Regions from separate parts of the Homo sapiens genome. Here region 2 is linked to region 1. The links are chromatin loops, found by intact Hi-C in ENCODE. Cell type or tissue: Calu3. All regions are shown on one strand. Each heading gives the region's core, and the rest is flanking DNA. Links, peaks and the distances in the headings are about the cores only. Region 1 overlaps NMNAT3 (nicotinamide nucleotide adenylyltransferase 3). Region 2 overlaps MRPS22 (mitochondrial ribosomal protein S22).

Evidence for each region. Hi-C counts contacts between places; a loop is a spot of excess contacts. Peaks named below come from ENCODE experiments on the same cell type or tissue, not always from the same donor. Only the 100,000 strongest peaks of a DNase experiment are listed, where the experiment ranks them.
Region 2: it touches region 1 in a loop (11-fold over the local background); 4 of 110 quality-filtered maps call a loop at or near these places.

Annotation. Positions count from the first base shown.
Region 1 is chr3:139,560,302-139,565,684 of GRCh38, forward strand. NMNAT3 (nicotinamide nucleotide adenylyltransferase 3) reads right to left here. Exons shown (of 7, transcript NM_001401600.1): 7 at 1-1,091. The coding sequence ends at 709. The region is part of intron 3 of COPB2-DT (COPB2 divergent transcript); the gene reads left to right. Among named protein-coding and RNA genes, the nearest start is that of RBP1, 23 kb to the left of the region's middle. In Calu3, for the core only: a CTCF peak has its summit at 2,008; DNase peaks (open chromatin) are centred at 1,980 and 4,170.
Region 2 is chr3:139,351,730-139,357,112 of GRCh38, forward strand. MRPS22 (mitochondrial ribosomal protein S22) reads left to right here. Exons shown (of 8, transcript NM_020191.4): 6 at 918-1,063; 7 at 3,953-4,061; 8 at 5,190-5,383. The coding sequence ends at 5,285. Among named protein-coding and RNA genes, the nearest start is that of MRPS22, 10 kb to the left of the region's middle. In Calu3, for the core only: CTCF peaks have their summits at 2,409 (motif pointing right) and 2,616; a DNase peak (open chromatin) is centred at 2,412.

The sequences.
Region 1 (5,383 bases), core at 50-5,049:
AGTTCCTTTTTAGAAACCTGGAAATCAGGAGCCCCGGCTTTTATGCTATAGCAAGTTTGACACTTGCTGTATCAAAAATATTGCTTGAGGATCACTACGTAGAAAGAGTTTTGTTTAAATTTTATGAAAAGCTGGTTAGGCAGGCAGACAATGGTTTCTAAGGCAAGATCCAGTGTAAATCAGCAATGTGCTGTTTCCAACTGTTTGACTCCTCAGTTCATATTCTGAAACCAGGGCGTTGACAAAACCCACTGTTCAGTAATTAGCATCCTGTCAAATCTTTCCAATCAAGACTAGCATGCTGCACCTGGTCCTAGTTAAAAAACACATTGTGGGCAATTCTGATCTGACCCTCAGGGGCCGCTGCCATGCTCAGAACTGCATTCAGCGTGCATGCCATAATTACCATCCACACAAAATAAGTAGACCTCCTTGTCCAGCAGCTCTGAGAGATTCTGCCTAATCCTAATGACCTGCCACACCATTTTAACTTCTTTGATAAATGTCTATCCTTGTGATTTAGACCTTTCCTCTCCTGTAAAGAAGGTATCTCTTCCTGGGACAGAAGACTCCTCAGAAGTAGAATCACTGTAGAAATAAAGCAAATGAAAAATGGAGAAGCAAAAACCAAAGTAAAACAGAAACCTTAACAGCCCTCTCCCCAGCAGGAGCTTGTTGGAGGAGGTGTGGGTGCTGAGTCCCCCCTCCCTAGCTTGTCTTGCCCTCAGTGCTCTGGGTGCTTTTGCCTTTCCAGGTACTGCCCTTGGTGTAGAGGCCATGGTCCTTGATGTACGTGATGACAGCATCGGGAATCAGGTACTTTACGCTCTGCCCTTGGCCCAAGGCTCGCCTGATGTATGTGGCACTGATCTCATTCTGCACAGGCTCCTTGGCCAGGTGAATGTTGTGCTGGTGCATCCGTAGGATGGGAGATTCTGCGATGTAACCTTTTGGGTCGTGACCTACTCGGCCCACGCACACCAAGCCAAACTTCTCCACTATTTCCTGGATGTGCGCATCCTTCCAGAGGTTGGGGGTCTGGAAGGTCTTCAAGACGTCTGCCCCACAGAGAAGCTTCAGCTCAGGCACAGCTGCAAAAACAAGGATGGACCCAGTAAAGTTAGAGAGAGGTCACTGCCAGGAAAGACAACATCATTGGAAAGTCTCACAAAATGCTTTTCTTGGATGTATCGAGAACTCAGTGTCTCCATGTTCATGACTTGAAAAGAAAAAGCATGTAAATGAATCTGCAGCCATTTCAGGGAATACAGTTGTAAGTAATGATTTAATCAATACACCTTTTGTTTAATATTGGAAAAGTGCCAAGGAATACGATTTTTTTTCTTTTCAGTGTTCTAACAGAAGTCTGTCTGTGGTTGCTTTGGACCAAGGCAGAGTGCTCTAAAGGTGGCTGTGCTGTACCCAGTACTGTGTCTTCTGATAGAAGGTAAGGTTCTGAAAGCTCTGAGACCAACAAGCCATGGGCCTTGGACAAGTCACTGCCTTATTTGAAATCCATTTCAGCCCTTGTGTTACTAGGAACTAGTACCTGGCACTTTTATATAACAATCTCACTATAAAGATTAATTATAAAGGCTCTTTGGATAAACAAAAGGTCTCTAAGACTCCAGCTGGTGGCCTTTTCATTGCAGTTTCCAATAAAACAAAGCTCTAGAACAATGCTTAATGTGGATAATCCTTTGGAATGTGTTCTAACAGAATGCTAATTGTGATAATGAAATAATACATAACATTTATTGGGAGATTACTGTGGGCACTACTACTAAGCTCTTTATGTGTATAATACCATATGCACCCCAGAACAATTTATGAGGTGAGTATTGTGCCCATTTTATGGAGGGGGCAACTGAGGCAGAGAGAGATAAGTGACTTGCCTGAGGTCACTCAGTTAGGCAGATAAGTCAGGTGTCAAACCCAGGCAGCCATCCTCCAGGTGTGGCATTTGTAACTGCTGGGTTCTGCTGCTGCCTGCTGGTGGAAATCTGTACCTGCATTATACTGGAGAAGCCCTTCCTAGAGTTCCAGACTGATTTTCCTGGCACTATCCGTGTCCCTCTTGGTGAGCTAATCAGCAAAGGAAATCCAAGTCTATGCTAGAAACAAGCTGCAGGGTCTCTGATTCTTCCAGAAGCTGATCCCAGCTTCAGTAAATGGCAAAGACTGGGGTCCCAGAGTACTGGCCCCTGTCAGTCACCACAAAGTCTGAGTAAAGAGAGGCTCCAGGGCTACCATACTGGAGAAAAACTTGTGTAAATGGTCAGTTTAGGATCCTCTAAGGTGGAACCTTTAAAGGAATCCAAATGTGGACCAGAGAGATGAGTTCACACAAAAGCACTGGAGCAACTGTGGAATGGAAAGTGAGAGACTGGAGGTGTCATGGAGAAGTCTGAGTCCTGGCCTCAACTGGGCACAGGCTGCTGTGCGGCCAGAGCCAAGACCTTTCTCTGGGTATCAGTTTCCCCATCCATGAGATGATGAGCTCTAGACTCATTTAAAGCAACATATGCAATCACAGAAACACACTTTTCAAATGCTCTAGCGGCATAATACTGGTCTAGTAAACGATATTCAAACATTCCTTCATTCATGCATGTATGAACTCTTAGTGGTTACAAACTAAGACTCTAGAGCCAGACACCTTACACCCAAATTCTGGTTCTGACGTTCAATACCTCATGTGATCTCAACTTTAAAATGAGGATATTACCCTTCATTTATTCATTCATTCACTTATCCATTTACTCATTTATCTACCACTCTATTCATAGAAACACCCACTCAACATTTATGAATTGTCTCCCAGTGTCTGGCCTTTTTAAACCAATAAAACAGCATTTAACAATTATTCAGTAACTCACACTTTTCACTAATTTGGGCTGGTCCCATTGCTCACAACACATATGTATATTTGAACGGTTCTGCATCTGTGAAGTTTTACTCCAATTTCTTATCTATCCAACCAGTGTAGTATAAAGGAGAACAGTGTTTGGTCTTTCAAACAATTAGGTAGTTTTATGTGGTCTTCCTATGGGGGAGGTACTATGATGTGCATTTCATTCCAGGATTTGCTGGGACCTGGGACACACCCCCTCTCTTCCTACAGGTCAGAGAACAGAGAAGATACCACCTCCTTTTTCCAATAGATTTTTTTGTGGGGACAATTTCTGCATGTCAGTTTCAACATTGGGTACCGTTTGATTCATTAACAATGACAGCAAGGAATACTATTCACTTTGAGCCTTGCCTAGAAGGAACAAGGGCCCACACCTCCCCTGCCCCCCAAATCAAAGGCATGTCTGTGAGGCTGGTGGTGCCTGTTATTTCATGACGACAATACCATGTGATAGATCACTTCTCGGGCAACATGGGCCTCAGACTTCTAATTCCTGGCAGTCCTGTCTTCAGGGCTCACAAACGCATTCACACATCTCTTCCAAATCCATTTACAACACTGTTACAAAATTTTTAGACCGAGTGACTCTATCCAAGTCCTAAGTATGTAACTCCAGGGTGTAGTATAAAGAAATCAATACGATTTCTCCTAACAGTGATACAGATACATAAACAAATGGGATGTCCATAGGCATTCTGGGGGCAGTGTGCTCTACCTTTGAGTAGCTAAGGGCTTTGAAAGGTAGATAAAACTGAAATTTACATAGACTGTGAGGGAAGTGCCACTAGGATCTTTGAAAGTTTGGTTGTCCTAAGTCTGTGAGATCAAAGAACACCAATCTTGAGGTCAGTCAGCTCTGGGTTCAACTTTAAATCTGCTGGTACCCTCAGGAAAATTACTTAGCCTATGGGCCTGTTTCTTCAGCCATAAAATGGGGATAGTAAAGCTTTCTTTGGAAGTTATGGGAATTGAGTGATGGAGAGAATGCAATGTAAATTTCCTGTCTGGCGCAGCATGTGAACACTGCCACCAACAGTGATGTCTGTCATGGTACCTCACAGACACACTCAGAAATGTGGGACTTCTGGGTCTAAACAGGACATGAGAGATGAAGCATCTGACAGGCAGCACCTAAATTTACCATACAAGGCCACCTTGGAACATTCAGTATAAAACGGAAACAGATAAAGGGCCTGCTCTGTTGGGAGAGGGAATCCTCTGAATGTGGCTGAGCTGTGCTTGGTTCCATCAGCCATGGGTGGGCGCCACCTTCACAAAAGACAGACAGAGTCAGCTGTTAAAGAACTGAAGGCATCATCCATCCCAAAGTGTCACACCCAAGCAGCCCAGAATGTAGCAATCCATATGACTCTGGGTGAGCCCAAGGAGGCCTGCAAATCATAGAAGTGATGGGCAAAGCAAGGCTCTGGCAGCCAGAAATTGCCGAGCTCATCACGTAATTTGCAACCCCAGAGTATAACAGCACACCAATAAAATACGCAGCACACAAAATGGTCCTTTAGAAATATGTCACTAGTAACACACATGCCATCTCATCAAAAGCCAAACTTATGCTGAGAAAAATTCCACCTTCCTGTTTTTAATTGCTCTACATTTTACCCCAATTACAAACATCAAACTGTGTTCATTATGGAATGTATGGAAAATATGTAAGTATTTAAAGCAGAAATAACAACAACAATATTAATTCTGCTTTCTACAAAACACCATCAGTTTTTAGTGTATTTCCTTAGTCTTTTCTATTTAGACATGCTAACAGATGGGAAGTATAGTCATATTTTTATATACTTAAGATTATATGCAGTATTGTATCCTGATTTTTTTCCACTTCCTTCATAAGTGTTTCTCCACATCATCAAAACCTTTTATGTAGTTTCTTTATGCTATGTATACAGTATAATTTAGGTATACTTTCCTTTATATTTAAACATTGATATTGCTTTTACTTCCTGCCATTGTAAAAACTGTTGTGATAAACATCTTTCTGCATAAATCTTTGTCCCAATCTCTAATTATTTCCTTAGCCAGATTCCTAGAATGGGAATTTATCAAGCAAAGAGTGCAAAGATTTTTAAAGTCCCTGATATATTTTGGTAAACTGAAAAACATAGTTTTCTTTTTTTAAAAATTTTATTATTATTGTACTTTAAGTTTTAGGGTACATGTGCACAACGTGCAGGTTTGTTACATACGTATACATATGCCATGTTGGTGTGCTGCACCCATTAACTCGTCATTTAGCATTAGGTATATCTCCTAATGCTATCCCTCCCCCCTTCCCCCACCCCACAACAGTCCCTACTGTGTGATGTTCCCCTTCCTGTGTCCATGTGTTCTCATTGTTCAATTCCCACCTACGAGTGAGAACATGCGGTGTTTGGTTTTTTGTCCTTGTGATAGTTTGCTGAGAATGATGGTTTCCAGTTTCATCCATGTCCCTACAAAGGA
Region 2 (5,383 bases), core at 181-5,180, 210 kb before region 1:
GGCAGGAAAAAAGGAGGCTTGAGAAACGGCCAGTGATCTGGTTTGCTTATATATGCCATGTATATGTAGGGGAGTGATTAAAGATTAAGTTAGGAAGGTGGATGTAGCCACATCATAGGTGACCTCAGATGCTAGGCTGAGGAATCTGGAATTCAGTCAGCAGACCTTTGAAAGCCTTTTGAACAGAGGAATGCCCCCATCAGAACCTTCATTTAGGAAGATCAATCTGGAAGGAGGACTGAAGGACCTTTAGTTAATAAGATGGAATGGGCTAGCTGGTAGAATAGGGTAGTTGATGGGGGGAGGGATAGGGGAAAGGGAGAGTAGTGAAAAAATACTTGATTTCTTTTCTGCCATAGTGACCAAGAAGTGGGTGCTACATTATTTCCAGTGGTCTCTATATGCATAATCGGTGCTTAATAAATTGTAGTTGGCCTGCCAAAAAGTACTTAATATGGCTATAAATGTTTGGTATTTTGCTTCAGGCTGCCACATACTTCTACAGTGGAGAAGGCACAGACTTGCTGTCATTTAGACAAATTCTTCTCTTTTAATTTTTTTAAAGACAGGGTCTTATTCTGTGGCCTGCCATGCCCAGCTAATTTTTTAAAAAATTTTCCTAGAGATGAGGACTGCTCAAGCAGTCCTCCCACCTCAGCTTCCCAAAGTGTTGGGATTATAGGCATGAGCCACTGTGCCTGGCCAAAATTCTTTCTTAATAGAATCCTCCTTCCCACCTAAGGTGGGTTGTACTAGGAATGGTTTAAATCATACCAATTGGTTAATGATATGGAGGCAACTGTAAGTAGACCTGGTTTTACTTGCTTGGGCAGCACTCATGCTAATCAGTGTACGTTGAATAATGCTGCATACTTCTTATTTTCATGTTTCTGAAGAGTTGCATTTTATGTGGATAGGTTCATCACAAGACCTATGAAGATATAGATAAACGTGGAAAATATGACCTTTTACGTTCAACAAGATACTTTGGTGGAATGGTGTGGTATTTTGTAAATAATAAAAAGATTGATGGTTTGCTGATTGACCAGATTCAGAGAGATTTGTAAGTATGATCTTAGTAAGTGAAAGAATCATTCTTATTGCTCTAACAGTTCATCTGTATTTAGGCTATGGTATTTTTCCAGTGATAACAGTGTACTGTCTAGTGCTTGCTTACCTCAGTTTATGGATTTGTTCTTTTAGTATAACCTAGCTCTCCTAGTTTTTGCTTTTATATAAAGTGTAAGTAAGCCACTTACTTTCTCTTGAAAGAGTAAGTGGCTTTGGATCTGTACTGTAAACCCTCAATATTAACTTATCCTGAGCTCACCAATGCTCCTGGGTTGCTGAACTTTCCAGATACCGAAAGGGGGATTAAATAGGAAATGTAAAGAAGTAGAAATAAGCTCTGTGGTTGTTTTCTGGTAGAACTATTTCTAGGGCTTTTCAGTAAACACCATCCTTTAACTTATGAAAATACTTTTGATATCCCTTGCTTTTGCAAGATTTTTAAGGCATGAAAAAGTTAGCTTCTTTTCAGAGTAGCATGAAACAAAAAATACCTGTTGTATTTTAGCATCAAGCTGGTGTGCTCCCAGGCTTCTAGCTGGAAATAATAATACAACTTGTGGTAAAACTGAAGAGAAAATAGTTTTTGAGCATCTTTCTATCAGTTGATTTAGGAAGGCCAAAATGACAAGGAAGCAGCATGGCTGTAGTAAGAAAGTCAACTTTCCACAAAAAGCCCTTGCTGGACTCAAGTCTGAACTACAAGACAGTTTTGAGATTATTGCCACCTTCAGACTGTTAGTTTTTGACTCGCAGAGTATCCTAACATGTAATACAAACCATATACACAAAGGTAAGGCATGTGGAACTGAAAGTTCCACAGAACTTATTTTCAGAATAAAATCAGCCCATACTTGGAAAAAGGGCATCATTTCTCATAGAAACAATATTCCTAATGATGATGATTTCCAGGCTAGCCCATTTCACCAGCATATGTAGTGTAATAAAAATCAGAGGGCAGAAATATACCTTCATACCCCATAATTGGGGGCTGGTGTTGATGGGGATGCTCAAGTGACTTGTCTTTATGTACGTTATCTCCTGTGAATGAATTTTCCACTTATAAAGTTTCTTGAGTTTAATCATTCTGAAATTGCTTTATTATTAAAACAGTATGTTCTTACAAAAAATTAGAGCAACGCAGAAATGTTTGAAAATTAAAGTTTATTAGGATATATTAATGTATGATATTATAGTATTACTCATCACATGTAAGCTTTACATCTGAAGCAATTCATGCTTACTGGGAGGGAAGTTTGAGTACTTACTTAGCTTTTCCTGCTATTCCTAGGTAAAGGCCCTCCTGTGGTCATTCTGAACAGAAGAGTGAGCTTACTGCAAACCACAGGCTGGACAGTAGAGGGTGCATATCCTCACTGAGTGGAGCTCAGAAAAGAATTAGGATTCTGCACACATTTATTCCAGACTCAGTTCCCACTGTTGGTTTTTATATTGAGATTATTTTAAAATCTTTTCGAAATATAATTTATTTGCTCTTTAAGTATGGGTGGGGTGTTAAGCTAAATTTAAATTGTTCTGTGAGGCACAGGCATTATACTTAAGCATGAACCTAATGAAGCCCTGAACATACCAACAGGTAGCAGTCCAGTTAAGCTCTTTATAAGGCCACATGCCTAAGCTCCAAAGGGAATCTTAATTTTTTATTGGGGAGACATTTCGTTACTACATTTAGTGGACTTTGTTAGATTATAACAAGCACAATAGATTTGTGATGAACATTTTTTATTTTTTTCCCCCTGAAAAGCTTTATGATACAACAGCTCTGTTTTCCTGAGAGATGGCCTTTAGGGTAGATGAGCCTCAGTATAAGCCCAGAGCATTTCTCTAAGGCTACCAAGGCTTGAGGAATTCTGTACTTACTCCCACTGTCACCCTGCTCTTCATCCCCCAGCTCAGGTAAGGGGAACGCAGGGAAGGCTGAAGAGTGCTAGCTGCGGAAGCACTGAATTAGGGTGTCCTCAGCCCTCCATTCCCAACTGGAAGCCAGTAGTTCACTTAGTGTATATAGCAGAGCCTCAAAAGCACAAGCATTTTGAGTGTCGTTTTTCTGTGCCCTCCAGCGATGAGATGGCAAATGGTGGGAAAGTGTCAGCTGTGTGAAAAGATAGTGATTGTTTGGTTTTGCTAGGACAGTTTTAATGTTGATAAAAATTGTTTATACATTTCTGAGAAGTACAGACCAGAAGAACTGAATTCTTGTTCTGTCTTCTTCATAGGTAGTTGTGTGATGCTGAAGTTAAGACAGATTGCTGATGTAGAACCCGATTTTCCTTTTTGTCTGATGTGTGTGTATAATTTCAAATTTGCTTCACTAGGATGCTATTTTACTAATGCGTTCCTGTGAATCCTTTCCTTGGAATCTTAGGGGGCCTCTTGTAGAGGCATTTGTCTGTTAGCAAATGTCACTTAGAGGCAAGTGACTTTGAGATCCCTGTGACCACCACCCTCCTGCTTATGTGGGATGAAGCTGTGTTTCTGTCCTCTGAGTTGGATTAGACTATTACATGCTGGTGAAGTAAGCTGGCCTGGAAATTGTCTACCATTAGGAATGCTGTTTCTGTGAGAAATGGTGCTCTTTTTCCAAAAAGAATATAGCCACATTTGGAATATATTCACTTTCATAAATTGGACACTTCCTGCAGTGACTCCTGCCCTAGCTGCCTCACGGAGTTGGTGTGAGGCCTAAATTAGTCAATTTTCCTGAAAATGCTTTTGAAACTGTAAAACTGAAGGTCCTTCCCCAATCCCTCCAGCCTGAGGAAAGTCTGAAATGTAATTTAGTTTGAAGTTGGCACACACTTTTATAGGACTGTGAATCAAATGAAGAAAACCCCTAGATAACATTAAACCCTTTCATTCTCAGAATCGATGATGCAACCAACTTGGTCCAGCTGTATCACGTGCTCCATCCAGATGGCCAGTCGGCTCAAGGGGCCAAGGATCAGGCTGCTGAGGGAATAAATTTAATCAAGGTAAAGTTTTTTTTTCATATTGGTTGTTTTGTGGTGGTAATTGAGCTGGGAAAAATTCAGAATTGGGTCATAATTAATGGTAACTAAACAGATTTGTGAATATGGGACATCTGTGGTCTTGAAAACATCAGTATGATTTGTCCCCATATTTCTTCAGCCTGGACAATAGAAACAGACAGGGGAGGGGGGTAAAGTGCAGTAAAGTAGGTTGAGTGATGTGGTGCTAGCAGCTGGAGTCCAGAGAAGTTCTGACAGTGCAGGGAGCAGCCCCTTTGTTCTTTGGAGCACTGGAAGGGCTGAGCTGCATCTGAGGTGTTCAAGCCACCAACAGGACAGGGTAGAGGACTAAGTAGCACATGTCCCCCAGAGCAGCTTCCTGTCTTTGTGTGGTCACATCACATCGGGGGAAATGGGCATGTGTCAAGAAGTGGAGAGTGTGATGCTTGTATATCATCAAGCCTTAGCTGTATTGTCATTTTGGAGCTGCATACCTCTCAAAACCATGGGCTTATGTACATTTATCTGTAAGTGCTGAGAGTTGAGATGATATTTTCAGGAAGGGAAGGGGAGGAGATTGTATAATTAATTTCATCTCTTCTAATGCTCAGAATATACATGGTTTTGTGGAACTGGCTTCTATCCTAGTAATACTGTTTGCATGCTGCAAAGCTAAGGAAACAATGACCTGTGATGACATCCTAGGAAGAGTAGAGAGAAACTACAGTACTGATTTTCTTTATGAACCTGATAAAGCGCAATGTTTTTGGAGAAAATATTCTTTAAAGTCAAAAGTTAGTTTGGTAACTCTTAGCCTCCAGATTTCTCTCTAACCTAATGGTTTTTGTTTTGATCTCGAAGGAAGTATTAATATTAATACAATGTCAGGGTCTTAATTGGATACTTCTGGTGTTTAGAATTAGTATTGCTTGAAATGTGTTGGGTATTGTTTTTCTGTCCATGTGTGTTTATTAATTATTGTATAATCGGGGGAAAAATTGTGAAATCTGAAAGCCCTTTTTAAGTAGGACTCTTTGCTACTACAGAAATGCTAATGATGTCTTAAAACTGAAAAACTTTATAAATAGCATATGTCCTATTGTTTTAAAATTTTCTTTTTAATTTAAACAGGTCTTTGCAAAAACAGAAGCACAGAAGGGAGCCTATATAGAACTAACACTGCAGACTTATCAAGAAGCACTCAGTCGCCATTCTGCAGCTTCCTAAAAATATTTTAAAAATACATTTATTTTACTAAATACTGACTACATTTCTCTGTTAATATTGAGCTAAATGTTAAAAAATGGCCAGATTAAAAGATATCA